3 separate regions of the Homo sapiens genome follow, and all the other regions are linked to region 2. A link is a loop called in an ENCODE intact Hi-C map of the cell type or tissue named here. Cell type or tissue: Caco-2. All regions are shown on one strand. Links, peaks and the distances in the headings refer to the core of each region. The heading gives the core; the rest is flanking DNA.

Region 1 (9,958 bases), core at 3,138-5,637, 110 kb after region 2:
CTTCAGCTCCACATCAAGGGAAAAGCAGTTCCAGACGCAGAGCTTGGCAAATACACCTGCAAGTTGTAGGGATCGCTTTTGAAAACCAGCTGCAGCCACGCACGATGGCTCACACCTGTAATCCCAGCACTTTGGCAGGCTGATGTTGGAGGATCACTTGAGGTTAGGGGTTTGAGACAAGCCTGGGCAACACAGTGAGACCCCCATCTCCGCAAAAAATTAAAAAATTACTGTAACTCCAGCACTTTGGGAGGCCAGGGTTGGCAGTTTACTTACTGGAGGCCAGGAGTTCAAGACCAGCCTGGCCAACATGGTGAAACCCTGTCTCTACTAAAAATACAAGAATTAGCCAGGTGTGGTGGCAGGCGCCTGTAATTTCAGCTACTCTGGAGGCTGAGGCAGGAGAATCACTTGAAGCTGGGAGGCGGAGGTTGCAGTGAGCGGAGATCTCCCCACTGCACTCCAGGCTGGGCGACCAAGCAAGACTCCATCTCAAAAAAAAAGAAAAATTAGCTGGCGTGGTGGCATGTGCCTGTGGTCCCAGCTACTTGAGAAGTGGAAGTGGGAGAATAACTTAAGCCTGGGAATTTGAGGCTGTGGTGAGTACGATCGCACCACTGCATCCCAGCCTGGGTAGCAGAGCCAGGCCCTGTCTTCAAAAACAAAAACAAAACCCACAGTTGCTGGAGCTGGGTTCCAAGTGGGGGTTGATGTGATAGCCATGAGCGAGCCCCAGTCAGGGCCTGTGGGTTGCTCCCCACATGGTCTGGGGAGATGTTGGGTGGAGTCTCCGGGGGCTGCCCGGCTGCTTTGTGGCTTTGCCCAGGAAGACCTGTGTCCAAGGCACATGGGGACACTGTGGGTATTCACTGTGATCAGTAACTTGTCACAGTTGCTGTTAGTAGTGAAAATCTGCTCTCATAGCCCCTTGGAAGAGTTTCTTTTCTTTTTTCTTTTTGAGGAGTGCAATGGCATGATCTTGGCTCACTGCAACCTCCACCTCCTTGGTTCAAGTGATTCTGCTGCCTCAGCCTCCCAAGTAGCTGGGATTACAGGGATGTACCACCATGCCCAGCTAATTTGCAACCTGCACCTCCCTGGTTCAAGTGATTCTCCTGCCTCAGCCTCCCAAAGAGCTGGGATTACAGGGATGTGCCACCGTGCCCAGCTAATTTTGTATTTTTAGTAGAGACAGGGTTTCACCATATTGGTCAGGCAGGTCTTGAACTTCTGACTTCAGGCGATCCACCTGCCTCGGCCTCCCAAAGTGGTGGGATTACAGGTGTGAGCCACTGCACCTGGTCCCCTTGGAAGAGTTTCAGTCCCAATTGGGGAGGAGGGGGAGAGCTGGAGGGAGGTGGGGAGAGGCAGCTGCATTTCACCTGGGTTGGCGGGGCAAGAAACAGAGGAGAAGGCAGAGGGCAGGGCCTGGCCGGGGCATGCCTGCACCTGCTTCCTGGTTATTTTCAGCTCCTGGTATCCTGGGCCTACCAGCTCTTCTTCCTATCGTTCCGCTACTCTTGTTTTTACTCTCTCCCGCTCACTGCATAGAAATATTTGGTCTTGGAAATACAGAATTATGAGATTGCCCTGAAAACACTTCGTTGATGGAGGTGTTTGTCCTGATGTCTGAACCAGTTGTGTGAGGGAGAAGAGCACACGCTTGCATTTTTGCCTCCTAAGTTCTGTGCCATTTGCTCTGAGCAGAGACTGGATGTAGCTCTTGGAAAAGATGGATTTGTGAAAAAAAATGCAACATGTTTGCTTCAATTTCAGTAAATGATCATTTCAAAGATATAAAGCAGTGATTTGTTTAATTTAAAAAGTCAATATTAAACAATATTCCATAATGTAGAGGGAAAATTTTAAGAGGGAGGGTGCGGATGTGGGGTGTTTTATCATTCAAGGATCTTGTCTCAGGGAGGAGCTGAATTGCTCTGGGAAAAAGGTCTCACCTTTAACCTTACTTAAAGTCCAGGCTGCCTGTAATCCCAGCACTTTGGGGGGCCGAGGTGGGCAGATCATCTGAGATCATGAGTTCGAGAACAGCCTGGCCAACATGGTGAAACCCTGTCTCTACTAAAAATACAAAAATTAGCCACGCGTGGTGGCAAGTGCCTGTAATCCCAGCTACTCAGGAGGCTGAGGAAGGAGAATCACTTGAACCTGGGATGCAGAGATTGCAGTGAGCCAAGATCACACCACTGTACTCCAGCTTGGGTGACAGAGTGAGACTCCGTGTCAAAAAAAAAAAAGTCATAGGCTTACCCTGGGCCCTCTTAGAAGGAACAAAGCCCATCACACTCCATATACCAGTTGCTTCTGGTAGAACAGAGGCTGGGCATGTAGCCCCTGTGTCTACCTTAGGTAGCAGATTATAGAACATAGGCCCAGCTCAGCTTGCTTTACAAGACGAATGCCCCGATAAATGTGTTACTCATCAGAAAATACATCAGTCTTTTTTTCCTCCACCTTACGGTTCTGGAGGTCGTGATGGTAATGAATCCATAAATGCCATGTGGACTTTAATATTGCTCTGCAACCAGACACTGCCCAGTATGATGTGACAGTCTGTGGTCACTTCTAGCCTCTTCTTGATTTCTCCAAGTACAGTATTTCCTTTTCTAAAATCGGCCAGCCTATTTTTCTTCCAGACCAAGTCAGGGGTGAATTATGTGACCTGATCTCCTGCCTTTAGTACCATGATGGGCAAATTTCACTGAACCCAACTCCTGTCTGAACTTTGAAATGGTCCATGCTCCTCGGCGTACCCATCTGCAAAAAGCCTCCCTGACTCTGTGGTTGATGGTGAAAATGTACCAGGTGAAGCTGCTCTCCTCTTAGAAACCTAATCCGTTTTTGAAAAATTGACCTATGTATACTCAGTGTTGTTGTAAAGATGCTGTCTCTCTGTCCTGCTTGGAAACGCACAGTCCTCATCTTCTAAGGTAGAGAAACGAAGATGATGGGACATACGTCCATGGTTAGTATTGAGTTCTTGAACCTATCAGCCCATCTGCGGCACCAAAGAAATCCCCAACTCAAACATAAATAAGGAAGCTATGGGCTATGGGGCTCTTGTGTGGCAAACTGGGTGTCAGTCATTGTTAATGGACCGTGGCCAATGGGAACCTTTCTGCCTCTTTTATCTTTACCCTGGAGGTTTTTTTTTCCCCTAATGAAAATGTGCTGGGGGGAGGGGGGGTGGTGGAAAGAGTTGGATGATAATTTCCTTTCTTTGCCTCCTGTTTGCTTCACCTGGAAAGTTCTCCTTTAATAACAAGAATGGTGGGCCTGAGTGAGCGGCTACCTTGATGTCTGAGACAAACCCTCTCTGAGAATGCCAGACTTCCACCAGGGGAAATTGCAAACGGATTCCCTCCCCCAGCACCCCCACCAAGCAAGCCACCACCACTTAGCTGCACTCTTTCTCTTCTAAACCCAAACCCTTGAAAGCTGCAGATTTTCAAAGAAGTAGGGTGTGTCGCTGCAGCTGCTGCATCAAACAAAAGCAAACAGATTAAATTAATTTAGCCTTCAAAATCAGTCCCATTCTCTAATTCATAAAGTACTTCAAACACGGTAAGAAATGTCATTTCCCAGATGATTGGGACTAATTCACTTTATCTCTTTTTCCTCTTGCATCTGAATGCAAGCTATGTAAGACATACCTCACCAGTCAAAATAAACCGCTTGTTCCAAATGCTTCCGCCAGTTTTTAATAAGAATCTTCTCTGCTCTGTACAACAAACTCAGTTTCTAACGCACTTCAAGAGAGCTATGTGCAAAAAAAAAAAAAAGAAAAAAAAGAAAAAAGAAAAAACAAACAAACAAAAAAAGAGGAACAATGTACTCATTACAGTATGTTAAGTTGCCAGCACTAGGCAATTAAAAGGTACGGTCTGTAGGAACGCTGCAAAACAGAACAGTTAGCTTCTTTGTCTTCTCATTAACAAGATTGTTATTTTACCTCTCTAGGTAGGAAGCTTAAGAAACAAAACATTCTTGGCTTCTAAGTCACTCCAGGAAAATAAAGAGTTGTTGACAGCTAGGACTTGTGGAAAGAACCATTTATACTGTAAATAAATTTGCACATCCTTGTGGTTGTAATAAAGATAATTCCGTATCCATTCTATTGGACTAGATGCAGAAACCATTTAAAGAAACATCAAAGTCCTCCCGGAGCAAATGGCTCTTGTCCTGCTGACGCCGTCACCGCTGAGACTGCTGAGTAATGCCTCCCCTTGGGACCCAGAAATTTGGAATTTTTCCTGCAACGTGCTATGTTGTTGAGGCCACAGACTAGCGCTGGGAGGAACCACGGAGACTCTTTTACTTGCTCTCTGCCTGGGCTCTTTAATGCTTGGCTGTCGTTTAAAAAATGATGACCCAAATCTTTGCCATTTGCCAAGTGTGAGTACTTTGTGGTAGAGAGGAATGCGGTTCTCTTTGATTCTGGAATTCCTCCTGGTTTCCCTGCGTGGGTGGAAAAAGAGCCAAGAATGTAAGTCATTCGGATTCTCTTATGTTCTAAAGAAACAAAATGAAACAATCTATCCTTATACAGATTTTTACATTTGATGCTGATGAGCTTTCCTTTCACAAGATAGATACCTTCATCGTTTTTCTTATGCTTTTACTAGAAAATGTAAAACCTTGATTTCCTTTTAAGTGAAATAGAGGGAAAAAGTCCTTTTTAAAAGAATAGGCACAAGGGATGTTTTTCTTAATTATAAAGACAGTATTTAGAGTAAGATAAAAGTATAATTGCAGTTGCTTAAGGCTTGAACAGTTTTCAGGAAAAAAAGTCCCGAATGTTACTTTCTCAGTCAATTTCAATAAATTTCTCAGGGGTCTAACATTTATTTCAACCCCAGCCATACATTTTCTTCCTAAGTGGTCTTTTGCATTGACAGTATGTAGTGTGAGAGACTAATAAGATGATCGTGCAATTCCAGTGATATTCTGGTTTGCCTATCATTTAATGATTATCAATTAATCATTTAATACCCTTTAATGGCCAACTTGATTTTCAGGGTTTTGTTAGATAAGACCATACAGTGCTTTGTTAATTAAAACGTGATCTTGGGAAGCATGTAACTTTTATACAAAATAAACTTTTATACAAAGCAGAGCCTTAAATTAGCAGTTTTTGATGAAAGACTTCCTTGAAATATCCTCTTTGAAGAGAAAAAGAAACCACGTTCAGCTACAGAGACCCAAACTCCAAATACCTTGAAAATCAGATGTTTTGGTCCTTACTAAGACACATTTAAGAGCATTACAAAGATATAGCTGGACTGTGTTTATACTTTTTTGGAAGAGAAACCAAGTCTGGGCATTAAACTTATAACAGCAATTATCATCTGCATATGGGTTTAATTGTAAAACAAATAAGGTTTTTCTTTTTCTTTTTTATTTTTATTTTTGAGACGGAATCTCGCACTGTTCCCTGGCTGGAGTGCAGTGGCGTGATCTCAGCTCACTGCAACCTCTGCCTCCCGGGTTCAGGCGATTCTCCTGACTCAGCCTCTGGGATTACAGGCGTCCACCACCACGCCTGGCTAATTTTTTTGTATTTTTAGTAGAGACAGGGTTTCACTATGTTGGCCAGGTTGGTCTTGAACTCCTGACCTCTTGATCCACCCTCCTTGGCCTCCCAAAGTGCTGGGATTACAGGTGTGAGCCACTGCGCCTGGTCTGGTTTTTATTTTTCATAATTGCCATCATCATGACCCAATTTTGGTGTCAAGCCCAGTGCTGAGTAGGAAGGATAACACGTGACTTCTGACTCTTGTAGGCTTCTTCTTCTTCTTTTTTTTTTTTTTTAGACAGAGTCTTGCTCTGTCACCCAGGCTGGAGTGCAGTGGTGTGATATGGGCTCACTGCAACTCCTGCCTCCTGGGTTCAAGCAATTCTCCTGCCTCAGCCTCCTGAGTAGCTGGGATTACAGCCATGCACCACCACGCCTGGCTAATTTTTGTATTTTTGGTAGAGACAGGGTTTCACCACGTTGGCCAGGCTGGTCTTGAACTCCTGACCTCAAGTGATCTGCCTGCCTTGGCCTCCTAAAGTGATGGGATTATAGGTGTGAGCCACTGCGCCTGGCCTCTCTTAGCCTTCTTAGACCCCCTTACCTTCCCCCCACCCCCATTGCACTCCTTTCTTCTCTTTGCCCAGTATTTCTTCTTTTAGGTGCCAGTGGGATCTACTGAAAACTGATTATTTAGAGGAATTAGCAAAGAAAGCCCTTAAAGACAGAAATAACTTTACTGAGGTCTAGGAGAGAGGAATCTCTAAGAACCATTACTGGCATCTGGTGTGGGTGTAGCGGTGAGGAGAATTTTCCCTTCCCCTCTGAAGGTTCCAGTCTGCTGAAATGAACTGACAATAGACAGATTAAAAGGAGAAAAGGCATGCAAAGTTACTAACATGCATAAGCATGGGAGCCGTGCAAAACTATGAGACTCAAGGAAGGATCAGATGGTTGAGGCCTAAATATACTCTTCATAGGGGAGAGGGAAATGGGGGGTGTAGGTACTTTTAAGGGGTGGTAAATAATTTTCAAGGGAATTGGATGAGCCCAAATAATAGACAATGGCCTGGGACAAAGTTCTGAGCTCTGGGGGAGGTGGTGGTAAGGTGAGGGGAAGAACTGCACTGTGAACAAAGGTTGTCTTATTATGTAGATAAAATCTCCTAATAATCTTTTGGAGTTACCCTCAAAAGAACAGAAGAAAAGTTTGTCTGAACATTGTGATGATTTTAGTCTTTCTCTCCTCTGGTGGTTAATTTTTCTTGGTTATTTGATAAGATTCCTAGGAAGGGGCTATTAAGACAATTGTATTTTTTTTGGAAGAAGTTTTCCTCAATCAGATAAAGAAACTTCCAGAGTGAACCTCTGCATGTGCTTGGCTTGTAGGGGCAGGGGTTGGAGAAAGAAACAAGAGAAGGTTAGAAAATTTATTGATTCTGAGGTAGCTTCTAAGGTTTTCCAATTTCCTTTAATTCAAAAATGCTCAGCATACCGGAGCATCATATTTTGCAGTGCTCTGAGCCCCAACATTGAGATGGAGGATGGTTCTCTTTACTCTGACTACAACTCATGCAGTGGATAGACTGTCTATGCTGACAGCAGGGAGAGTGGTTCCAATTTCCCACAGACATTTTAGTGTGGGTGTGTTTGGGTGTCACTGAGGACCACACAGCATCACATGGCCCTCTTGGCCTTGCTTCCTTATTAGATTCTTTACAACCTGCTTTCTTCTAAAATGGATTTATAAAACACCCATAACAGGGTAAAGATCAAGAGAAAAAGTTAGAAAAAGGTAAGTCTAGAGAAGGGGTTGATGAATGTTTTCTGTACAGGGCCAGAGAGTAAAGAGTCTTAGCTTTTTGGGCCTTGTAGTTTCTGTTGCAATTATCTGCTGTTGTGCTACAGAAGCAGCCACAGACAACAGGCAAGTGAATAAGCATCTTCAATGGAACAATAAGCAGGCACCAGATTGGGTTTGCCCTTTGACTGTAGTTTCTGACCCACTATCTAGCCTCAGAATATTAAAATTAAACTAAGGAAAATATATTTTCAGTGAACTGCATAATTGAAGGGTCTGTATCATCATTCAAAGGGGCCCAAATTTAGTTGTGAGTTTCCTAAAGCTCAAAGCAAAGAGTAAGACCAGGCTTACTTCCATGAGATTAACACACGCTGGGTGCTCTGGAGAAGTCCTGACACTGTGGTTGTGATAATCTCTTAAAGGCCCTGAGAAAGGGGGCATTACACCAGTAAGGGACAACGTCCACAGCATTACATTTTCAGTAGCCAGTTTCATATATTTGCTGTTAAGCAACTAAGTGAGCCAAGGGCACAATTCCAAAGCATATTTTAGAAAAACAAATTTGAGGACAAAAGGCACTTCAGTCCTATTGCTGCTGGTTTGGGTTGAAATTGACATCAAATGGAGATCATTTAGCTGAGCAATGAGCTGCATGCTTGTCTTCTGGACAGTCCTTCATGATCTCCGTGAATACTGAGTTGCTCCTCTCATACCCAGCTGGTGTCAGGATTCCCCTGCAGCTGTAAGGCCCTCATTTGATCAGGTGCAATTATGTTCCTGCTCATTCTTTCCAGTTTGGGAACAACCGGGCTTAAGTCCTGATTACTGCCCTATCATAAAATATAAAAAGGGCCGGGCTCAGTGGCTCATGCCAGTAATCTCAACATTTTGGGAAGCTGAGGCGGGTGGATCACGAGATCAGGAGTTCAAGACCAGCCTGGCCAAGATGGTGAAACCCTGTCTCTACTAAAAAATACAAAAATTAGCCAGGCTTGGTTGTGGGCACCTGTAATCCCAGCTACTCGGGAGGCTGAGGCAGAGAATTGCTTGAACCCGGGAGGCAGAGGTTGTAGTGAGCTGAGATCCTGCCGCTGCACTCCAGCCTGGGCAACAGAGCAAGACTCCGTCTCAAAAAAAAAAAATTTTTATATATATATATATATATATATATATATACACACACACACGTATATATTGTCAGATGGTAATAATTTTCTTTTTCTTTTTTTTTTTTTTGGCGATGGAGTCTCGCTCTGTCGCCCAGGCTAGAGTGCAGTGGAATGAGTTCGGCTCACTGCAACCTCTGCCTCCTGGGTTTGAGCAATTCTCTGCCTCAGCCTCGAAAGTAGCTGGGATTACAGGTGTCTGCCAGCAGGCCCGGCTAATTTTTGTATTTTTAGTAGAGACGGGGTTTCACCATTTTGGCCAGGCTGGTCCTGAACTCCTGACTTCGTGATCCACCCGCCTTAGCCTTCCAAAGTGCTGGGATTACAGGCATGAGCCACCGCGTCGGGCTTTTTCTCTTTTTTGAGACACAGGCTTACTGTGTCACCCAAGCTGGAGTGCAGTGGCACGATCTTGGCTCACTGCAAACTCTGACTCCTGGGTTCAAGTGATTCTCCTGCCTCAGCCTCCCAAGTAGCTGGGACTACAGATGCCTGGCACCATGCCTGGCTAATTTTCATAGTTTTAGTAGAGACAGGGTTTCATTATGTTGGCCAGGCTGGTCTCGAACTCCTGACCTAGTGATCCGCCCGCCTTGGCCTCCCAAAGTGCTGGGATTACAGGTGTTAGCCACCATGCCCGGCTGGCAGCAATGATTTTCATGTCTTGTTATTACTTCACTCCTTTGATTACTGGTGTCATAATGATTACCATTTGTTTAATGGTTTCTAGGTACCAGGTACTTGGCTAAGCACTTTATATGCATTATCTCTTAATTCTCACAATCCTATGGGGATACATTGCATTATTCATTGCTTTTCAGAAGAGAAAATTGAGACAGATTAATAGCTTGCCTGGAATAACTCACATAGTATATGGATATGAACATATGCTCTGCCTATTTTTTTTCAGAGATGGTTTCATAATTTTTATTTTCTTACAGTTTTTTGCACTGGGATCCAAATAAGGTCTATACATTGCAGTTGGTTGACAGCTGTACCCTTTTTCCATCTCTTCTATTTTCTTTGCAATTTTTTTGTTGTTGTTGAGAGAATGTCGTTATTTGTCTTCTAGATTTATTTTCAGTCTTGATTTTGCCAATTCAGTATGTACTAACATTTAACATTTCTTCTATCTCCTGTATTTCCTGTGAAGTGATATATCTGGATTATAGGGGTTTGATTAGATTTTTAATGAATACTTTCAATGGTCTCCCATTATAATTTTAATTTTACTTGCATTTCTCTTATTGTATGTAGAGTTGAACATACTTTCAACCCTTTGACTCTTTTTCTTTTCCACGGAGTCTCACTCTGTCACCCAAGCTGAAGAGCAGTGGCCGAATCTTGGTTCACTGCAACCTCCACCTCCCTGGCTTAGGCTATTCTTTTGCCTCAGCCTCCCAAGTAGCTAGGACTATAGGAACATGCCACCCTGCCTGGCTAGTTTTTGTATTT
Region 2 (9,958 bases), core at 3,674-6,173:
CCTCCTGGGTTCAAGCGATTCTCCTGCCTCAGCCTCCTGAGTAGCTTGGATTGCAGGCGTGCACCACCATGCCCGGCTAATTTTTTGTATCTTTAGTAGAGATGGGGTTTCACCATGTTGGCCAGGCTGGTCTCAAACTCCTGACCTTGTGATCTCCCAAAGTACTGGGATTACAGGCGTGAGCCACCGCACCTGGCCTTCTGACTTCAACTCTTTAGGCAACACTTAACTCTTTCAACCAATGGCCAGTCAGAAAGTCTTTGAATCCAACCATGACCTGTAAGCATTTCCCCTTCAAATGACCTGCCTTCCTGGGCCAAACCAATGTGTACTTTCCATGTATTGATTTACGTTTTTGCCTGTAACTTCTGTCTCCCTAAAATATATAAAACCAAGCTATAACCCCACCACCTTGGGCACATGTTCTTAGAACCTCTTGGGACTGGGCCCCAGGTTATAATAATTCATATCTGGCTCAGAATAAACCTCTTTAAGTTACAGATTTTGACTATTTAAAATCAACACATGTAATGCCAGATCCAGTTCCATCTCCTTCATGGAGCCTTTTTATAATCCCAATCTATGCTGAGGCCCTCTGCTCTCATCCATTCATTCATTCACTGATGTGAGGGCCAAGGTCTGTGGCACTCCCTAAAGGTTCGCTGAAAAAAAATCACTGACCTGGGGGAGATTGAGTAATGGGAGAAAAGGCGTACAAATTTATTTAATGTGTATACACGGGAGCGTTCAGAATGAAGACTCAACCCAATAGTGAGGTACAAAAGTTTATATACCATCTTAGGGCTACAGAAAGAAAGGGGGTTTGGATCCTGGAGGTAGAAATAAATTATTAAGGCAGATAGTGAGGGCAACAGAGTCCTCAGCAGAGTGTCCCTTACAACAAAAAGCAGCCCCCAAAATCATTTCTAACAAAGAGCAGCCTAAGAAATTGAGCTGCAAACATGAACAAGGAAGCTGCAAGCTTGCACAGGGGAATGCCAGCAACTGTGCCAATAGAAAAGGGCTACCTGGGGGCCAGGCATGTCCAGCACGGAGGTTCCATCTTCCCTTTTTTTGGTTACCACATGTACAGTAAATGAATGGGCAACATGGTGCAGCTCAGGCAGAGGACCTGCCTGCATAATAAAAGATTAGGGCGGGGCTACCAGAAATTCGTGCCCTATGCAAATGGCACACCCAGTCTAACCAGTTTTTTGCACCCTATGTAAATCAGACGTCACCTCCTCACCAGCTCATCAATACACCCCCCTGCATTTCACTGCAGATCCAGCATTTTCTGGGAACCCCCCTCTGTAGCAAAGAGCTATTCTCTTTCTTTCGCTTACTATGCTTTCAATCTCAACCTTACTCTTTGTGTGTCTGCGTCCTTGTTCTCTGTGGCCATGGGACAAGGAACTTGGGGTGTTACTCCAGACAACCAGGCTGTTTCAGGGATAAAACAGATTATGGAAGAGGGTAGAAGTGGAATTCTTTGAGGGGATTACTAGGGAGAATAAATGGATCTGGGAACAGAGATTAACTTGTAAATACTTCTCTTTGACAGTGATAGGGTGGTTCAGGTGTGGTTACATTCTTGGTCTTACAGGGAGCGGAAGAAAAAACAATTGTTCTTCTTGATGGGCCTGGATCTTAGGCAGATAAAGGAACTTTTAACTCTTTGGAAGAGATGGTCGTGGTGGTTGGGGGAGGCCAGAGAGAACTTGAGACTTCTTTTTCAGTATGTCAATGTGATGTATTTTGGGGTATTTGGTTTCTGAGTACCAACACTGAACAAATTTGCTAGATGCTTATGCTATGTCAATCACCATGCTTAGTGAGAACCTCAGAGTAAATAAGGCAGGCTGGTCCTTGCCTTCATGGGACTGAGAGTGTTGAAGGAGTCCTAGACATGACACATATGAAAGTCACATCATAATAGATTCTTTAGTCCTCCTTGTAATCCTTGTTTATTAATTAGGGTAGTCTTTTTTGCAACCCATAAAATCCAGTTCTGGGATATGGGCCAAAACACATATTTCCTGGGAAGGCCCCGCGGCTCCTCACAGAACTGAAGGGAGAACCAGAACCCTGGCTTCCAGTTGGCGGCAAGAGAGAACCTCCAGGGATTTCAGCTGCAGAAACATTTAGACTTTCTCTTCAGGGCACCAAGTCTGCTTCAATAACTGCTACTTTCTGTATCCATGCCAAGTTTCAAGTCCCAGGAGAAAACTGGAATGTTTAAGCTTGAGTCAGGTGATTGCCTCTAGAAATGAGGCACCTCTCTGGATGCAGGCAGGGAGAGGTGGGTGTGGGGGCTGGGGCCATGGAGGGCCTTTCCCAGAGTGGGGAGATTGTGGTGTGGAGCCATTCTCCTGCAGATGCTGTGCCGTGCTGCCCAGATTTCTCCTTCAAGGATGGAGAACTTATATCCCCAGCTGCTGGGTGTGCTGTTGGCCGGGTGGGAGCCATCAGTGTTCAGCGGTGGCCTGGGAATGGCCTCTGCCCAAGGAGTCACTTTTGTCCCATGTCACGCTCCTGCTTGGGCATTCAATGAGTGGCAGGAATGTGTGGAGCTGTCTATAGGCCCAGCGTGGGACAGTTTTAAAGGGACATCCCAGCTTCAGAGCTTGCCACAGCAGGCCGCTCAGCTCCATCTGGCCGGTCCTGAGTCCTTCATTTTCCCAACAGGCGTTGGCCCTGAGAGCCCTCCCTGGTAAATTCCTGTGCTCCGATCTCCTCCCCAGAGTCGGCTTCCTGAGGAACCCAACCTGCAACACACCCCAGTGGAATCTGCAACACTTGTGATGCTCACATTTACACTCTTTTTTTTTTTTTTTTTTTTTAGAGACAGTATCTTGTTCTGTCACCCAGGCTAGAGTGCAGTGTTGCCATCATAACTCACTGCATGCAGCCTCGAACTCCTGGGCTCAAGTGATCCACTTGTCTCAGCCTTCCAAAGTGCTGGGATTACAGACAGGAGCCACCACGCCTGGTTCGCAGTTCTACATTTTATTATATATTATATGGCATCGTTTGTTAATTATTTCACATATTCCTTATGCTTCCTGTTATGGTCTGAATGTTTCTGTCTCCTCGAAACTCATATATTGAAATACTAACCCCCAAGGTGATAGTATTAGGATATTAGGAGGTGGTGCCTTTGGGAGGTGATTAGGTCATGGGAGTGGGGCCCTCATGAATGGTATGAGTGCCCTTATAAAAGAGACCCTGGAGAGCTTGCTGGCCCCTTCCCCTATGTGAGGACACAGTGAGAAGGCTCTGTCTATGAGCCAGGAAGAGGGCTCTCGCCAGACACTGAATCTGCCAGCACCTCAGTCTGGGACTCCCCCACCTCCAGAACCATGAGAAATAAATCTCTGGGCCAGTCGCAGTGGCTCACACCTGTAGTCCCAGCACTTCGGGAGGTGGGGGTAGGAGGATCACTTGACCCCAGGAATTTGAGGCCCACTTGGGCCACATAGCGAGAACTTTCTCTACAAAAAAGTAAAAAATTAGCCAAGTGTAGTGGTGCATATCTATAGTCCCAGCAACCCAGTAGGCTGAGGTGGGAGGATTACATGAGCCCAGGAGTTCAAGGCTGCAGTGAGCTGTGACTCAACCACTCTATTCCACTCTGGGCAACAGAGTGAAACCCCATCTCAAAATAAAAAAAGGAGAAGAAGAAGAAGAAATAGGCCAGGCTCAGTGACTCACACCTGCAATCCCAGCACTTTGGGAGGCCAAAGTGGAAGGATTACTTGAGCCTAGAAGTTTGAGATCAGCCTGGGCAATATGATAAGACCCCCATCACAACAAAAATTAAGAAGTTAGCTGAGTGTGGTAGCACGTGACTGTGATCCCAGCTACTTGGGAGGATGAGGAGGGTCATTGGCACCTGGGAGTTTGAGGCTGCAGTGAGCTGTGATTATGCCACTGCCCCCTAACCTGGGTGACAGAGTGAGACTCTTTGTCTCTAAATAAATAAATAACTAGGCCAGGTGCCGTGGCTCACTCCTGTAATTCCAGCACTTTGGGAGGCCGAGGTGGAAGAATCACTTGAGGTCAGGAGTTCAAGACCAGCCTGGCCAACATGGTGAAACCCCTGTCTCTACTAAAAATACAAAAATTAGCCAGGTATTGTGGCAGATGCCTGTAATCCCATCTAATCAGGAGGCTGAGGCAGGAGAATCGCTTGAACCCGGGAGGTGGAGGTTGTAGTGAGCCGAGATTGCGCCACTGCACTCCAGCCTGGGTGACAGAGTGAGACTGTCTCAAAAATAAAAATAAAAGTAAAAATAAAAATAAGTGGATAAATAAGTAAATACATGTCTGTTGTTTATAAATTATCCTGTCTATGGTATTTTGTTGTGGCAGCCTGAATGGGCTAAGGCACCTTCCAAGCTAGACTGCAGACTTTCTACATATAGAAACCTCAACTTCTCTGACATCTAGCCCTCAACCCTAGTTGTAGCAAGAGGCACATAGGTGTCACTCAGAATTATGTGTTTACTGATGGACTGTCTCCCCTTGAAGGACAAAGCTATGCTGAGTCTAACACAACAGAATGTTGCTGTTTTAGATGGATCAGAGATTTAATATAAGATCTCTCTCTCTTTTTTTTTTTTTTTTTTTTTTAGATGTAGTCTTGCTCTGTTGTCAGGCTGGAGTGCAGTGGCACGATCTCTGCTCACTGCAACCTCCGACTCCCTGGTTCAAGCTATTCTCCTGTCTCAGCCTCCTGAGTAGCTGGGATTACAGGAACGCACCACCACACCCAGCTAATTTTTGTATTTTCAGTACAGACGGGGTTACACCATGTTGGCCAGGATGGTCTCGATCTCCTGACCTCGTGATCCGCCTGCCTCAGCCTCCCAAAGTGCTGGGATTACAGGCATGAGCCACTGCACCCAGCCAAGACCTCTTTTAAAGGGGTTTCTAGTCAATAGATTTCTTTTTTCATTTGTTCTTTGGCTGGCTCATTGCTTTTAGAGACCAGAAACTACTGATTAAGGAGAGTAGACCTCTCTGCTATAACCTCTTTTTTCCATCTGCAGAACAGGTTTTCCTTGACTTCCATCTCTGGGGATGCAACCACAGAACCTTACAAAACATGTTTAAGTGCACGGTTTTAAGAGACGTTTGCATTCTTTATGAGTGCATGCATGTGTGGGGTTGGGGAGCTTTGCATGCCAGACTGTGACATCATATGTCTCCATGCCTATATTTGGAAGCCGGCTGGGTCCACAATAGCTGTGTGCTGAGAAGAATGGAAAGCTGATGATGGGCTCACAGGCTTTGATCTGTTAAATAAATATTTTTTCAAGAAGAGGAGCTTTAGGAATAAACCATTTCAGCCAGCACCTTTGTGATCATCCCAATTCTAAAACAGATGGAGATTCCTTGTACCTAGAGAAAGTTGAGTTTTAAACATTGAATAAAAATATGATTTTCTAGTTCTTGGCTCAGTCTCTTAATCACTTTTACCTCCACCGCATACAGAGCTGATGCTTGCAAAGGGAAGTTGTTACCCCCTACCCATTGGTTTCTGTCTGATTCTGATCAGGTAGTAATATTTCATAGAGCCGCCGCATGACACCAGCACATTTTCCCCACCCTGGACACATGTTTCCTTTCATTTTGGAAAAATTGTACTGTGAGCATAGCAAAGAGAATAACTTCTATGTCTTTCCTCTTATAAAGAATGTGCTTTTATAACATGTTTTTTAATTGATAAAGAGGTAAGGGTAATAAATGAGCATTTGATCCAAGTTTCAGCAAAGGACTCTTTATTGGAGTACAGACTCTAAAAGTTATTTTAGGCAAGTACCCAGAGGCAATTTTTAGAGCCACGAGGCTGAATTAGAAGATGATGATTCTGAATGAATTCTGCCACTCCTTAGACATAAATTACGTCTCCTTCCAAGTGGAGTGGCTAGTGGGCTAAGAGGACATATTTTAAAATAGTTGAATCCAAACATAAGCTGGATTTGCATTTTTTAAAGCCTATAGTTTGCTTTTCACATTTTCTCTCTTCCCCAGGGACTCTGGCATTGTATGGTCTATGCTGCTTTCTTACAAAGGTACCTTAGGTTCATTTTATGAGGTGTGGAATAGAGGACTAGCCTGGTGCTTGGACTGGCTGAACTTTCCATCCTGCTTTAAACAACCTGCTAAAAGTCAGTGTGATTTACAACAGTAGTTACAACTACCCTTTTACTTAGCCAGGGATATTCTCATGCTATCAAAAAATAGAGGCACATTTGGAACCACTGTCATTCCTATCCCTTGATTAATCATCTTGGTGATTCATTCATTAAACAAGTTTATGCAGCTAAGGGGCCTTCTTTGGTGAGGTAGGATGAAAGAGATCACTTGTCCTAGTTACATCCAGTACAATCTTTATTTTTTTATTTTTCTATTTTTTTAAATTTTATTTTCCATAAGTTATTGGGTTTTTTTTTTTTTTTTTTAGATGAAGTTTCGCTCTTGTTGTCCAGGCTGGAGTGCAATGGCATGATCTCAGCTCATGGTAACCTCCACGTCCCAGGTTCAAGCAATTCTCCTGCTTTGTCCTCCTGAGTAGCTGAGATTACAGACGCCCACCACCACGCAAGACTAATTTTTTGTATTTTTGGTAGAGATGGGGTTTCACCATGTTGGCCAGGCTGGTCTCAAACTCCTGGCCTCAAGCAATCCACCTGCCTCGGCTGCCCAAAGTGCTGGGATTACAGGCGTTAGCCATCACACCTGGCCACATCCAGTATAATTTTAAAGAGAGGGAGGGTCTACTGAACAGATACAAGGGGTGAAACCGCTTGATTATTTTCTCTTCTTCTTTTTTTTTTTTGAGACAGAGTCTTGCTCTGTTGCCCAGGCTGGAGTGCAATGGTGCGATCTCGGCTCACTGCAACCTCTGCCTCCCAGGTTCAAGCAATTCTCCTGCTTCAGCCTCCCTAGTAGCTGGGATTACAGGTGCCTGCCACCATGCCTGGCTAATTTTTGTATTTTTTAGTAGAGATTGGGTTTCATCATGTTGGTCAGGCTGGTCTCAAACTCCTGTCCTCAGGTGATCTGCCCGCTTCGGCCTCCCAAACTGCTGGGATTACAGGCGTGAGCCACCGTGCCTGGCCTGCTTGATTATTTTCATGAATTATTTCCATGTGTCCCAAGACCGTGTGGCAGGTGCTGGTGTCTGTAACATTCACTGGGGTCCTTTTCATGCCCGTGTTTTATGTTGTGTGAATCCATGCAGTTGAAATGAAAATTGCACACATACAAATACACACCCTATACCCCTCTACTCTCCAAAAAGACTCCTCAAATCTTTCTGAAAAATTAGGATGCCAGGTATGTATTTGTAAAAGGCCACCTGAGATGATCATCAGTACTGTTATTGAAGCTAGATGGGGTCTGCTTGCCTGACACGATAAGACCAGATATCCACACCGACGTTTGCAGTGGGAAGAAAGAAGGTGTTTATCTGCAGGTTACCAAGCAAGGAGGATCAGGCAGCTTATGCTTAAATCCTGACCTTGCAGGTAAGGGTTTTTTAAGGCAGGGGTGGCTGGGCTCAGTGGCTCACGCCTGTAATCCCAACACTTTGGGAGGCTGAGGCAGGTGGATCACTTGAGGCCAGGAGTTTGAGACCAGCCTGGGCAACATGGCAAAACCCCGTCTGTACTAAAAATACAAAAATTAGCTTGGTGTGGTGGTGCATGCCTCTAATCCCAGCTACACGGGTGGCTGAGGCAGGAGAATAGCTTGAACCTAGGAGGCAGAGGCTGCAGTGAGTTGAGATGGTCCACTGCACTCCAGCCTGGGCAACAGAGGGAGACTCCATCTCAAAAAAAAACAAACAAAAAAAGATGTTATCTTTAGTTTCCATAGGGAAGCAGACATCCCATGATTCTAGCTTCCTTGGCTGTTGCTTTAAGTTACTATTCCCTTCTTCTTGCTTATCAAGTTGTTTATTTATTTCTCAGGGCTGGCTAGGCACCTGGAATTTCCCTTGAAGGAATTCAAGATTTTCTTTCTTTCCATGCTTGTGGAGGCCTGCAGGCCACTAACAGGAGTCTCTGTTCTATCTTAGTACTAATATCTTTTAAATTGCATGGTGCCTTTTTCTTATAGGAGCTCAAAAAGCTTCCTTCATATCTACTATGTGCTTGGAAACATAAAAACTCCTATTTTGTGTAGAGGTGAAAGCCACGTGCATATAAGCTTTTGAGACAGTGACACATATAAAAACGATGTGCACCCTTGGGATAACTTCCTGCTATAGATAGAAGATACGCTGCCTGGCCAGGAGCGGTGGCTCACACCTGTAATCCCAACGCTTTGGGAGGCCAAGGCCGGCGGATCATGAGGTCAGGAGTCCGAGACCAGCCTGGCCAACATGGTGAAACCCCGTCTCTACTAAAAATACAAAAATTAGCCCGGCATGGTGGTGGGTGCCTGTCATCCCAGCTGCTCGGGAGGCTGAGGCAGGAGAATCGCTTGAACCCAGGAGGCAGAGGTTGCAGTGAGCCGAAATTGTGCCATTGCACTCCAGCCTGGGCGACAAGAGCAAGACTCCATCTCAAAAAAAAAAAAAAAAAAGTATGCTGCCCATTATATGTAATTTTTTGCCAAAGCTGAGATTTCCTGCCTTTCTCAGACACCAAGACAGCTTGTTGAAATGCAAATAAGCAAGATGAGAGTAAAGTTACAGTTAGTTAGTAAAGTTAGGCTCTTCTCTCATTTATTTTTCTATTTTTACTTTTTTTTTTTTTTTTTTTTTTTTTTGAGAGGGAGTCTCGCTCTGTCACCCAGGCTGGAGTGCAGTGGCACGATCTTGGCTCACTGCAACCTCCGCCTCCCGGGTTCACGCCATTCTCCTGCCTCAGCCTCCTGAGTGGCTGGGACTACAGGTGCACGCCGCCATGCCTGGCTAATTTTTTGTATTTTTAGTAGAGATAGTAGAGACGGGGTTTCACCATTTTAGCCAGGATGGTCTCGATCTCCTGACCTGGTGATCCGCCCGTCTGGGCCTCCCAAAGTGCTGGGATTACAGGCATAAGCCACTGCGCCCAGCCTCATTTATTTTTTAAATAGGGAAATATTTAGAAAAAGTGCTAGAGACCTGGCCGGGCATGGTGGCTCACGCCTGTAATCCTAGCACTTTGGGAGGGCGAGGCGGGCAGATCACGAGGTCAGGAGATCGAGACCATCCTGGCTAACACGGTGAATCTCCGTCTCTACTAAAAATACAAAAAAATTCCCCTAGGGTGGTGGTGGGCGCCTGTAGTCCCAGCTGCTGGGGAGGCTGAGGCGGGAGAATGGCGTGAACCCGGGAGGCGGAGGTTGCAGTGAGCCGAGGTCGCGCCACTGCACTCCAGCCTGGGCGACAGAACGAGACTCCGTTTCAAAAAAAAAAAAAAAAAAAAAGAAAAAGTGTTAGAGACCAACTCCTTGAGTGTCAGAGCCTTCTAGTTGAGAACTTTTATAGTTGCCCAACAGGTTCCTTGCCTGTTTCCCAGATAGAGCCAATGTATTAAGACAGGGGAATTGCAATAGAGAAAGAGTTTAATTCACACAGAGCTGGTTAAGTGGAAGACTGGAGTTTTATTACTCAAATCAGTCTCCCTGAAAATTTGGAGACTGTGGTTTTTAAGGATAATTTGGCAGGGAGGGGACCAGGGAGTGGGGAGTGCTAATTGGTTGGTTTGGAGATAAAAATCATAGGGGTTTGAAGTGGGTTCTTCTTGCTGCCTTGTGTTCCTAGGTGGCATTGGAGAACTGGTTGAGCCAGATTACTGGTCTGGGTAGTGCCAGTTGGTGCATGAGAATGCAGGGCCTAGAAAACACCTTAAGCACCAATCTTAGGTTTTGCAATAGTGATGTTATCCCTAGGAGCAATTGGGGAGGTTCGGAATCTTGTGGCTGGACGACTCTTTTTTTTTTTTTTTTTTTTTTTTTT
Region 3 (9,958 bases), core at 4,668-7,167, 96 kb after region 2:
TTCCCGAGTAGCTGGGATTATAGGCACCTGCCACCACGCCCGGCTAATTTTTGTATCTTTAGTAGAGACTGGGTTTCACCATGCTGGCCAGGCTGGTCTCGAACTCCCAACCTCAGGTGATCTGCCCGCCTTGGCCTCCCAAAGTGCTGGGATTACAGGCGTGAGCCGCTGCGCCTGGCCAACAGATTTTATTTATTTTAATTTTTGAGAGAGTCTTGCTCCGTCACCCAGGCTGGAGTGCAGTGGCACAATCTCAGCTCACTGCAACCTCCGCCTCCTGGGTTCCAGTCATTCTCCTGCCTCAGCCTCCTGAGTAGCTGGGATTGCAGGCATCTGCCACCATGCCCAGCTAATTTTTGTATTTTTAATAGAGATGGGGTTTCACCATGTTGGCCAGGCTGGTCTCGAACTCCTGGCCTCAGAAGATCTGCCCACCTAGGCCTCCCAAAGTGCTAGGATAACAGTCGTGAGCCACTATGCCTGGCTGAAACAGATTTTAATTAGGAACTATTGCAATAGGGGAAAAGACTTGAGTACAGAATGGGCTTCCATTCTGAACACAGCATGGGGGATTCATAGCCAGGAAGTAGGGTGGAGATTAGGGGATGAAAAATTCCCAGGAAGGAGCATCAGGGGTCAGGGGATTCTGGCTAAACCAATTCGACAGAATCCTTCCTTCAAGACAGGCTAAGGTAATCAGACACCACCTGGTGATGGAGGTGGGGATGAGAAATTTGATCAGATATGGAAAGATTCTCGCTTAACTGACACAGCAGAATTTTTGCTAAAATTAGATAATGCAAAGATAGACACAGAAATTCAAAGGCTCAGAGGGGTCTCACCAAAGTTTGGTCAAGGAGAGTGTCTTGTCAGAAGCACCAGTTGTTGCTGTTTTTTTTCTTTTTCAAGAGTACTTCACAGAGGCACACTTTGAGTTGGAGCCTTAAACTAGAATTTTCTCTTTTTGCAATGCTGAGAATGTATCAAATAATTTAGAATTTCTACAGAAGTTTGATGTACTTTTTGACCTCAAGGAGTGAATTCTGCATGAACAACGTCAGGGACATCAAAGAAACAAATCAACTCTGTCTTGGGTGTGATTTTGATACATCGGCTCCATAGTTTCTCCCAGGCTTTGAAGAGCTCTACTGCAGACACTGACTCTTGTTCCCAGCTCATTTTGGAAACACGTGGTTCGCTGACACTTACTCTGTTCCTCAAGATTGTACCATTTGCTCAGCTTTCCTTAAAAGAAAAGGACAAGAGATACATACATCTTTGCTATTTCTATTACTCAAAAATGTGTGGTGCAGTCTTTATGTTCAAGTTGTCTCAAAGGAAGTTTTTTTTTTTTTTTTTTTTTAAATCTAAATTGAACTCTTCGGCCTTCCTTCTCCCAGGCAATCACCAGTGTGAATTAGCCAAACTGCTGACCATTTAACCGTTTTATTGAACCTGTGGGTGAATGGATCACTACATATTCACCAAAGTGCCTTCCTTACCTAACTTTAAACCTTTTGTTTTGGCTTAAAATGATTGTTCTGGAATAAGTTTCATATTCTCTCTAGATGTATCATTTGCAGATTAATTTCATTTAGAATATAATATTCTTTGCACTGAATGATTCTTTTATATATATAATACAGAAATACAATGTTTGATAAAATTTCTTGATCACAATATCTTTTTTTTATTGTTAAACTTAAAGGAACTTTATTAGTATAAATTTATGGAGGCCGGGCGTGGTGGCTCACGCCTGTAATCCCAGCTACTCGGGAGGCTGAGGCAGGAGAATTGCTTGAATATGGGAGGCAGAGTTTGTGGTGAGCTGACATCATGCCACTGCACTCCAGCCTGGGTGACAAGAGTGAGACTCCATCTCAAAAAAAAAAAAAAGTATAAATGTATGAAGTTCAAGTGTAATTTTGTTAGCTGCATGGATTGCGCAGAGGTGAAGTCAGGCTTTCAGGGTGTCATACATTGTATCCATTAAGTAATTTCTCACCACCCACCTGTCTCCCACTGTCTCACCCTTCTGAGACTCTGTTGTCACCACTCTCTATATCCATGTGTACACATTATTCAGCTCCCACTTCTAAGAGAGAAGAGGAGGTATTTGTCTTTCTGTGATGACAGTTTCTTCAAGCGGATGGGCCAAACTTGAGGGGAGTAACATAGGAGGTGGATGAGGGAATCGGCTTTCATTTCCATTACTAAAAGCCAGGAACAAATAATGATCTTGTTTAAACTTTATAAAAACTGGTGGGGTGGGTATTATTATTCCCATTTAGCAGAAAAATCCCCTGAGATTAAATTAATTACTTGCCAAAAGTTACACAGGCTCCTCTGAGCTGCTTTCCCAACTAAGTCTATCCTGTGGACTTCTATGTCTGTACAAAGGTGCCTCCCAATTTTTGCAAAAATCTTGCTATGTCCATTTTGCAAGAATCTCCACCTTCTATATCTCATCAGATTCTTCAACCCCCTGGAGCCAAGATTCAAACTCAGGGCTGTCAGATTCTAAATCACAGGAAAGACAATCTAGATGTTATAGACACCAAGAATCCAGTTGTCAGTGTACCATATTGTTGTAAGAATGGTCTCTCTTGTTGCTTAAGGCAGTTGTCTTTTTTTTTTTTTTTTCAGACGGAGTTTTGCTCTTGCTGCCCAGGCTGGAGTGCAGTGGCGTAATCCCGGCTCACTGCAACCTCTGCCTCCCAGGTTCAAGCAATTCTCCTGCCTCAGCCTCCCGAGTAGCTGGGATTACAGGTATATGCCACAACACCTGGCTAATTTTTTTTGTATTTTTAGTAGAGATGGGGTTTCACCATGTTGGTCAGGCTGGTTTCGAACTCCTGACCTCAGGTGATCTGCCCGCCTCGGCCTCCCAAAGCGCTGGGATTACAGGCGTGATCCACCGCGCCTGGCCTTTTTTTTCTTTTTTTTTTCTTGAGACGGAGTCTCACTCTGTTGCCAGGCTGGAGCACAGTGGCATGATCTCGGCTCACTGCAAGCTCTGCCTCCCAAGTTCAAACCATTCTCCTGCCTCAGCATCCCGAATAGCTGGGATTACAGGCGCACTTCACCACACCCAGCTAATTTTTGTATTTTTAGTAGAGACAGGGTTTCACCATGTTGGCCAGGATGGTCTCGATCTCTTGACCTCGTGATCCACCCACCTTGGCCTCCCAAAGTGCTGGGATTACAGGTGTGAGCCACCACGCCCAGCCAAGGAAGTTGTCTTCTTCTGTCTTCTGCAGACAGAGCATTCCCGAAAATGGAATCTACTTGTAATTCTGAAGGGAGGCATTTGGTCATCCCTTAGTCTTTTCTTTCTTCCAGTTATTATGACTTTCTTTATGCTTTTAATAATTATAAATATATATACAATAATAATAAAAATATATTTTTATTATTATGAAATAAAGCATTAAAATTATGATTTTTCATGCTTTTAATAATTCATGGTAAGCTTTTTGGGAATCTCCTGAATGCATTCACAATTGCATTACAAAAAAAAATGTCAGGGGCCAGATGCGGTGGCTCACGCCTGTAATCCCAGCACTCTGGGAGGCCGACATGGCAGGATCGCTTGAGCCAGGAGTTCGAGACCAGACTGGACAACATAGTGTGACCCCATCTCTACAAAAAATAAAAAAATTTGCCAGGCAAGTTGGCACATGCCTGTAGTCTCAGCTACTCGGGAGGCTGAGGTGGGAGTATGGCTTGAGCCCTGGAGTTTGAGGCTGCAGTGAGCCATGGTCATGCCTCTGCACTCCAGCTTGGGTGACAGAGTGAGACCCTGTCTGGAAAAAAAAAAAAAAAGACCACAATAGGATGAAATACTCTTAAAAAGGTCAGCTTAATACAATGGAAAGTAGTATAGCTATTTCCTGCCCTAGGACCCCATATGCGTATTAGAACATACTGATTTCATATAGACCCAGCCTCTACCTAGACCCAGAGCACTGTATTGCTGACTTATATACATATATGTCAGTGTGTATATGTGTGCATATACACACACAAACATATATACTTACATACTGTATGTGTGTGATCAGCTATGACCCCTGGATCTTTTTCTGCTGTTTTTGCCTTGACATGTGAAGGGTAAATATAATGCAGCCAGAGACAGAAAGAGAGTTTTCATGAAGGAAAATGCATATGGAAAGACTCTGAAGAAGGGAAAGGAAAGCTAAATGTGGGTTGAGTACAGTGGTTCACACCTGTAACCCCAGCACTTAGAGAGGCCAAGGTGAGAAGATTGCTTGATCCCAAGAGATCAAGACCAGCCTGGGCAACATAGGGAGACATGATGGCATGCACCTCTAGTCTCAGCTACTCAGGAGGCTGAGACAGGAGGATCACTTGGGCCCAGGAGTTGGAGGCTGCAGTGAACTATAATTGCATCACTGTATTCCAGCTTGGGTGACTGAGTAAGACCTATTAAAAAAAAAAAGAAAGAGAAGGAAAGGAAGAAAGAAAGAAGAAAGAAAAAAGAAAGAAAGAAGAAAGAAAGAAAGAAAGAAAAAGAAAGAAAGAAAGAAAGAAAGAAAGAAAGAAAGAAAGAAAGAAAGAAAGAAAGAAAGGGAAAGAAAGAAAGAGGGAAAGAAAGAGGCCGGGCGCGGTGGCTCATGCCTGTAATGCCAGCACTTTGGGAGGCCGAGGTGGGCGGATCACAAGGTCAGGAGATCGAGACCATCCTGGCTAACATGGTGAAATCCCGTCTCTACTAAAAATACAAAAAATTAGCCGGGCATGGTGGCAGGCACCTGTAGTCTCAGCTACTCAGGAGGCTGAGGCAGGAGAATGGCATGAACCCGGGAGGCGGAGCTTGCAGTGAGCCGAGATTGTGCCACTGCACTCCAGCCTGGGCAACAGAACAAGATTCCATCTCAAAAAAAAAAAAAAAAAAAGAAAAAAGAAAGAAAGAAAAGAAAGCTAAATGGCCAGATGCCAGATTATGGTTAGCTTGGGTAGAGTGGCCCAAGATGGTGTTGAAGAGGCTGTCAGGTGCCAGGGACAGTATATAGCACTTTACATAAATTAACCCATTTTATCCTCAGAACGGTTCTTAAAAATAGGTACTATTATTATTATGCACCTTTTACTAATGTGGAAACTGAGACCCAAAATGTTAAATAAGTTTCCCAAAGTAGTTCACTTAATAATTTTTTGTTTAATGAAAGACACAAAAAGCGTAAACTTCATGGTGTTGGTTAGAATGTGGGGGTATTTTTATTCCTCAGCATGCAATTGGTATGATTTCTGCATTTGGGTGTTAAATACATTAAACTATAAAAGTATTTCTTTCTTTTGTTCTTGTTTTTTTTTTTGAGATTGGGTCTCACTGTGTTGCCCAGGCTGGTCTCAAAGTCCTGGCTTCAAGCAATCCTTCTGCCTCAAAACTCCCACACTGCTGGGATTATAGCCGTGAGCCACTGTGCCAGGCCCATAAAAATATTTCTGGTGGAAGCGGTCAATGCACCTCATCTTTCTGTTTCAACAGTGATGCATTAGCATACTAATGAATTTTCATTTGAGTGTTGTTTCTACTTCTCTGTAAGTAGATGTTATATGAACTTTTAGATTCTGGAAGTAGGAATGCCCTAATTTCCTAAGGCATGATGTCTCTCAATTCCTACCCACTGTCGTCAGTGGCAAATCATGGCCCATCTCCACTTTGGGCTGATTCTGTAACCACTCAGAGCATTAAAGAACCAGTCAGGTATGATACGGTTATGCCTTGAGATAACAAGACATGGGAGGGCCATGGGTGCTCTAGAAACTACCAAACTGTCCCAAAGTCCTGATGAAGAAATACACAGGAAGCACTTCAAAGCTGGAATGTTCTTTAGAAATGTAAGACGTTATTATGGGTCAGAGTTGAATCACTGGCTGATTTGAAGGTATTCTTGTGGACTACACTGAAGATTAGAGCCTAGGTTGTCTTTTGAGTGAGTAGAAAAGCATTATGAGGTCTCTCGACTAATGTCTTTTTTGTTTTTTGAGAGGGAGTCTCGCTCTGTCACCCAGGCTAGAGTGCAATGCCATGATCTCTGCTCACCGCAACCTCCGCCTTCCAGATTCAAGTGATTCTCCTGCCTCAGCCTCCTGAGTAGCTGGGATTACAGGCACCCACCACCATGCCTGGCTAATTTTTGTATTTTTAGTAGAGACGGAGTTTCACCATGTTGGCCAGGCTGGTCTCAAATTCCTGACCTCAGGTGATCCACCAGCCTCGGCCTCCCAAAGTGCTGGGATTACCGGCGTGAACCACCGCAACTGGCCTGACTAATGTCTTTTTTTGTGTGTGTGGGAGCCAGAAATAATTACCAATATTAGAGATAAACAAACAAGTTACCAATATTACAATATTAGAGATAAACAAACAATACAAGTTATCAATATTAGAGACTAAAAAAAAGTCATGATTTCTCCAGTGATAACAATTGTGTTCTTTCTCTTTTTTTTTCTTTGAGATGGAGCCTCACTCTGTCACCTAGGCTGGAGTACAGTGGTGCAATCTTGGCTCACTGCAACCTCTGCCTCCCAGGTTCAAGTGATTCTCATGCCTCAGCCTCCCAAGTAGCTGGGAGTATAGGCGTGTGCCACCACACCCAGCCAATTTTTGTATTTTTAGTAGAGACAGGGTTTCACCATGTTGGCCAGGCTGGTCTTGAACTCCTGACCTCAAGTGATCTGCCCACCTTGGCCTCCCTAAGTTCTGGGATTACAGACATAAGCCACCGCACCCGGACGAACAATTGTGTCTTGAAATGCAGTTTTCTTCATTTAAGTCAGAGTTCTTCTGGGAATATTCCCTGTCCCTGTACTGTCTGGGGGTGTGGAATGGCATAGCTCTAGCACCTGTTCCACGGGGCTGAGCACCCTCCCTCCTGGGTGGCAATCCCTGAGGCTGACCCACTGGGGCAACAGGGACCTTGGATGGCTTTTTCTGTTAAGAGAGAACAGTAGCATCAGTTTTGGAGAAACTAAAGATCGATTCTTTTTTTTTTTTTTTTTAAGATGGAGTTTTGCTCTTGTTGCCCAGGCTGGAGTGCAATGGCGTAATGTTGGCTCACTGCAACCTCTGCCTCCCGGGTTCAAGCGATTCTCCTGCCTCAGCCTTCCTGAGTAGCTGGGATTACAGGCACGTGCCACCACACCTGGCTAATTTTGTATCTTTAGTAGAGACAGGGTTTCTGCACGTTGGTCAGGCTGGTCTCGAACTTCCGACCTCAGGTGATCCACCTGCCTTGGCCTCCCAAAATGCTGGGATTACAGGCGTGAGCCACCGCGCCCGGCCTTAAAGATCGATTCTTATAGGGAGTGGAGGGACAATTGGAGTGAGGGAAAAAGGAACAACACAAGGCAAGACAAGACACAACCAGATGCCTTCACCTTGGGTAAAGATTTGATTCTCTGTTGCATATAATAGCATTGACATTAATTTGTTCATTTATTTGCAGACAGGGTCTTGCTCTGTTGCCCAAGCTGGAGTGCAGCGGTGTGAACGTAGCTCATTGCAACCTCCAATTCCTGGCTCAAGTGATCCTCCTGCCACAGCCTCCTGAGTAGATGAGACTACAGGCACACACCACAGCACCTGGCTAACTTTTAAACATTTTTTTGTAGAGACCGGTTCTTGCTTTGTTGCCCATGCTGGTTTCCAACTCCTGGCCTCAAGCAATGCCATGTTGGCCTCCCAAAGTGTTGGGATTATGGGCGTGAACCACTATGCCTGGCCTACCTTGACATGTTGGTGGCCTAAGTTAACACTGGCAGGAGAGAAGGTAGGGGCTTGTATAGGTGACCAAGTTCTTGGGTTGCTGCTGTCATTGTGGGGTTCAGGGCTGTTTTCTTTTCCTTTCTTTTCTTTTCTTTTTTTTTTTTTTTTCTGAGATGGAGTCTTGCTCTGTCGCCCAGGCTGGAGTGCAGTGGTGCGATCTCGGCTCACTGCAAGCTCCACCTCCCGGGTTCAAGCGATTCTTCTGCCTCAGCCTCCTGGGTAGCTGGAAGGAACTACAGGCACCCGCCACCACGCCCAGCTAATTTTTTTGTATTTTTAGTAGAGATGGGGTTTCACCGTGTTAGCCAAGATGGTCTCGATCTCCTGACCTCGTGATCCACCCGCCTCGGCCTCCCAGAGTGCTGGGATTACAGGCATGAGCCACTGCGCCTGGCCAGTTCACGGCTGTTTTCTACAAGACTGCATGAACATAAAGCCTTTTACCAGGGATCATACCAGAAACTTAATTAAAGTAATAAGAAATAAGGCTTTTATAGCAAAGAGGTGGAGGGGGGATGGGAGTGGAGGAAGATCATATTTCTTTTTCCCCTTGATGCCCTCCTTGGAGAATCATCCATTTATGAGTCGGTTATAGAAGCTTTTCCCAGGACACTGCTTTTCTGGTATTTGTGTGGTTCTTGAACTTTCACAAAGCCCTGGGTACTTTAGAATCTAGGCAGACCTGCCCTTGGTCCTGGCCACTGAAATTTACAACTAGGCAAGTCAGATAGAATTAGGACATCATAGGGCCCAGCAGATGAATAAATAGGGTAAGACTATGACTGGCCAGGCGCAGTGCTTACTCCTGTAATCCCACCAGTTTGGGGGGCCAAGGTGGGCGAATTGCTTGAGGCTAGGAGTTCAAGACCAGCCTGGGCAACATGGTGAAATCCTGTTTCTACAAAAAATACAAAAACTAGCCGGGCGTGCTGGCGCATGCCTGTAGTCCCAGCTACCTGGGAGGCTGAGGTGGGAGGATCACCTGAGCCTGGGAGGTTGAGGCTGCAGTGAGCTGTGATTTCGCCACTGCACTCCAGCCTGGACAACAGAGTGAGACTGTCACAAAAAAAATAAATTAAAAAGACTATAACTGAGGGAGTGTGCCATTTTACTTGACAAAGTAACACAGATATAACATAACTTGGATGAAATATCTGTAACTGACAGAAGCCAGACTCATGGAACAGCCTTCTCAGATGCCTTGCCTGGTTGGCAGCTGAACTTCTGGGTATCTCAGTTAAGTATTTAACTTCTCCGAGTTTCCGTCTTCCTGTTTTCCCAGATGAGACAATGCTTTGTGTCTCTGGAAAAGTATTTTGATATTCTCTTAAGAACGTGCTTTAGGCCCAGCACAGTGGTGCGTGCCTGTCGTGCTAGCTACTGAGGAGGCTGAGGTGGGAGGACCACTTATGCCCAGGAGTTTGAGACCAGTCTGGGCAACATAGAGAAACTCCAACTCTAAAAAAAGAAAAGAATGTATGCGCGTTATTATAAGGATGATTTCTAGGTGGAATATGACAGTGATTGTTATGTGAGGTGCAGGACTGGAGAACATTCTACCCACAGCTATTCCAACTGAGAAAAAAAAAATCCATCCTAGACCCCCCAATGGCCTTCTAGCCTTGGTTCCTTTATCTCTGGACTATCCCTTTACCCTCCCCCAATGGCTGTAACCAGCAAGGGCCTGGTTCCTCTATCTTGAAGAAAGAGGAACAGATTGAGAGGATGACATTCAGTAGTTCTGAGGTTAAAACCCAAGTAAACCCATCGAAGAACTGTCACTGTGTACAAGATTACTTAGGAAGGAGATCAGAGAGATTTGTGTGTATTCAGCCTTCTTAATAACTTTTGAAATTAAAAAATACATACTATTTTCAGGACATTTTTGAGGAATTAAAGTATTATTGTAGGGTTACTGTAGGAATGTATGTATCTTAACATATCATGTGACAAATTTTGAGAGCAAACCTGTTCTCATACATTGGGCCTTGAGCCAATGGGGGAAGAGACACTGTCTAAAGACACAGAGGCAAGGTCCTGAATGCTAATACTAAAATCTCTTGGCCAGGCCCGGTGGCTCATGCCTGTAATTCCAGCACTTTGGGAGGCTGAGGAGGGTGGATCACCTGAGGTCAGGAGTTCGAGACCAGCCTGGCCAACACG

Evidence for each region. Peaks named below come from ENCODE experiments on the same cell type or tissue, not always from the same donor. Only the 100,000 strongest peaks of a DNase experiment are listed, where the experiment ranks them.
Region 1: a loop joins it to region 2, with 4 times the contacts of the local background. A loop is called at or near these places in 5 of 110 quality-filtered maps.
Region 3: it touches region 2 in a loop (7-fold over the local background); 5 of 110 quality-filtered maps call a loop at or near these places.

What each region holds. Positions count from the first base shown.
Region 1 is chr10:21,287,376-21,297,333 of GRCh38, reverse strand. It overlaps a transcript of NEBL not described here. Among named protein-coding and RNA genes, the nearest start is that of LINC02643, 81 kb to the left of the region's middle. RefSeq lists enhancers at 1-504, 4,003-4,766, 3,597-4,796, 9,535-9,958. In Caco-2, for the core only: no CTCF peak of the experiment used is centred there; DNase peaks (open chromatin) are centred at 3,303 and 4,283; H3K4me3 peaks cover 781 bases.
Region 2 is chr10:21,395,049-21,405,006 of GRCh38, reverse strand. No RefSeq gene overlaps it. Among named protein-coding and RNA genes, the nearest start is that of LINC02643, 27 kb to the right of the region's middle. RefSeq lists an enhancer at 1,382-1,921. In Caco-2, for the core only: no CTCF peak of the experiment used is centred there; a DNase peak (open chromatin) is centred at 5,196.
Region 3 is chr10:21,300,288-21,310,245 of GRCh38, reverse strand. No RefSeq gene overlaps it. Among named protein-coding and RNA genes, the nearest start is that of LINC02643, 68 kb to the left of the region's middle. RefSeq lists enhancers at 245-863, 9,418-9,497. In Caco-2, for the core only: no CTCF peak of the experiment used is centred there; a DNase peak (open chromatin) is centred at 5,775.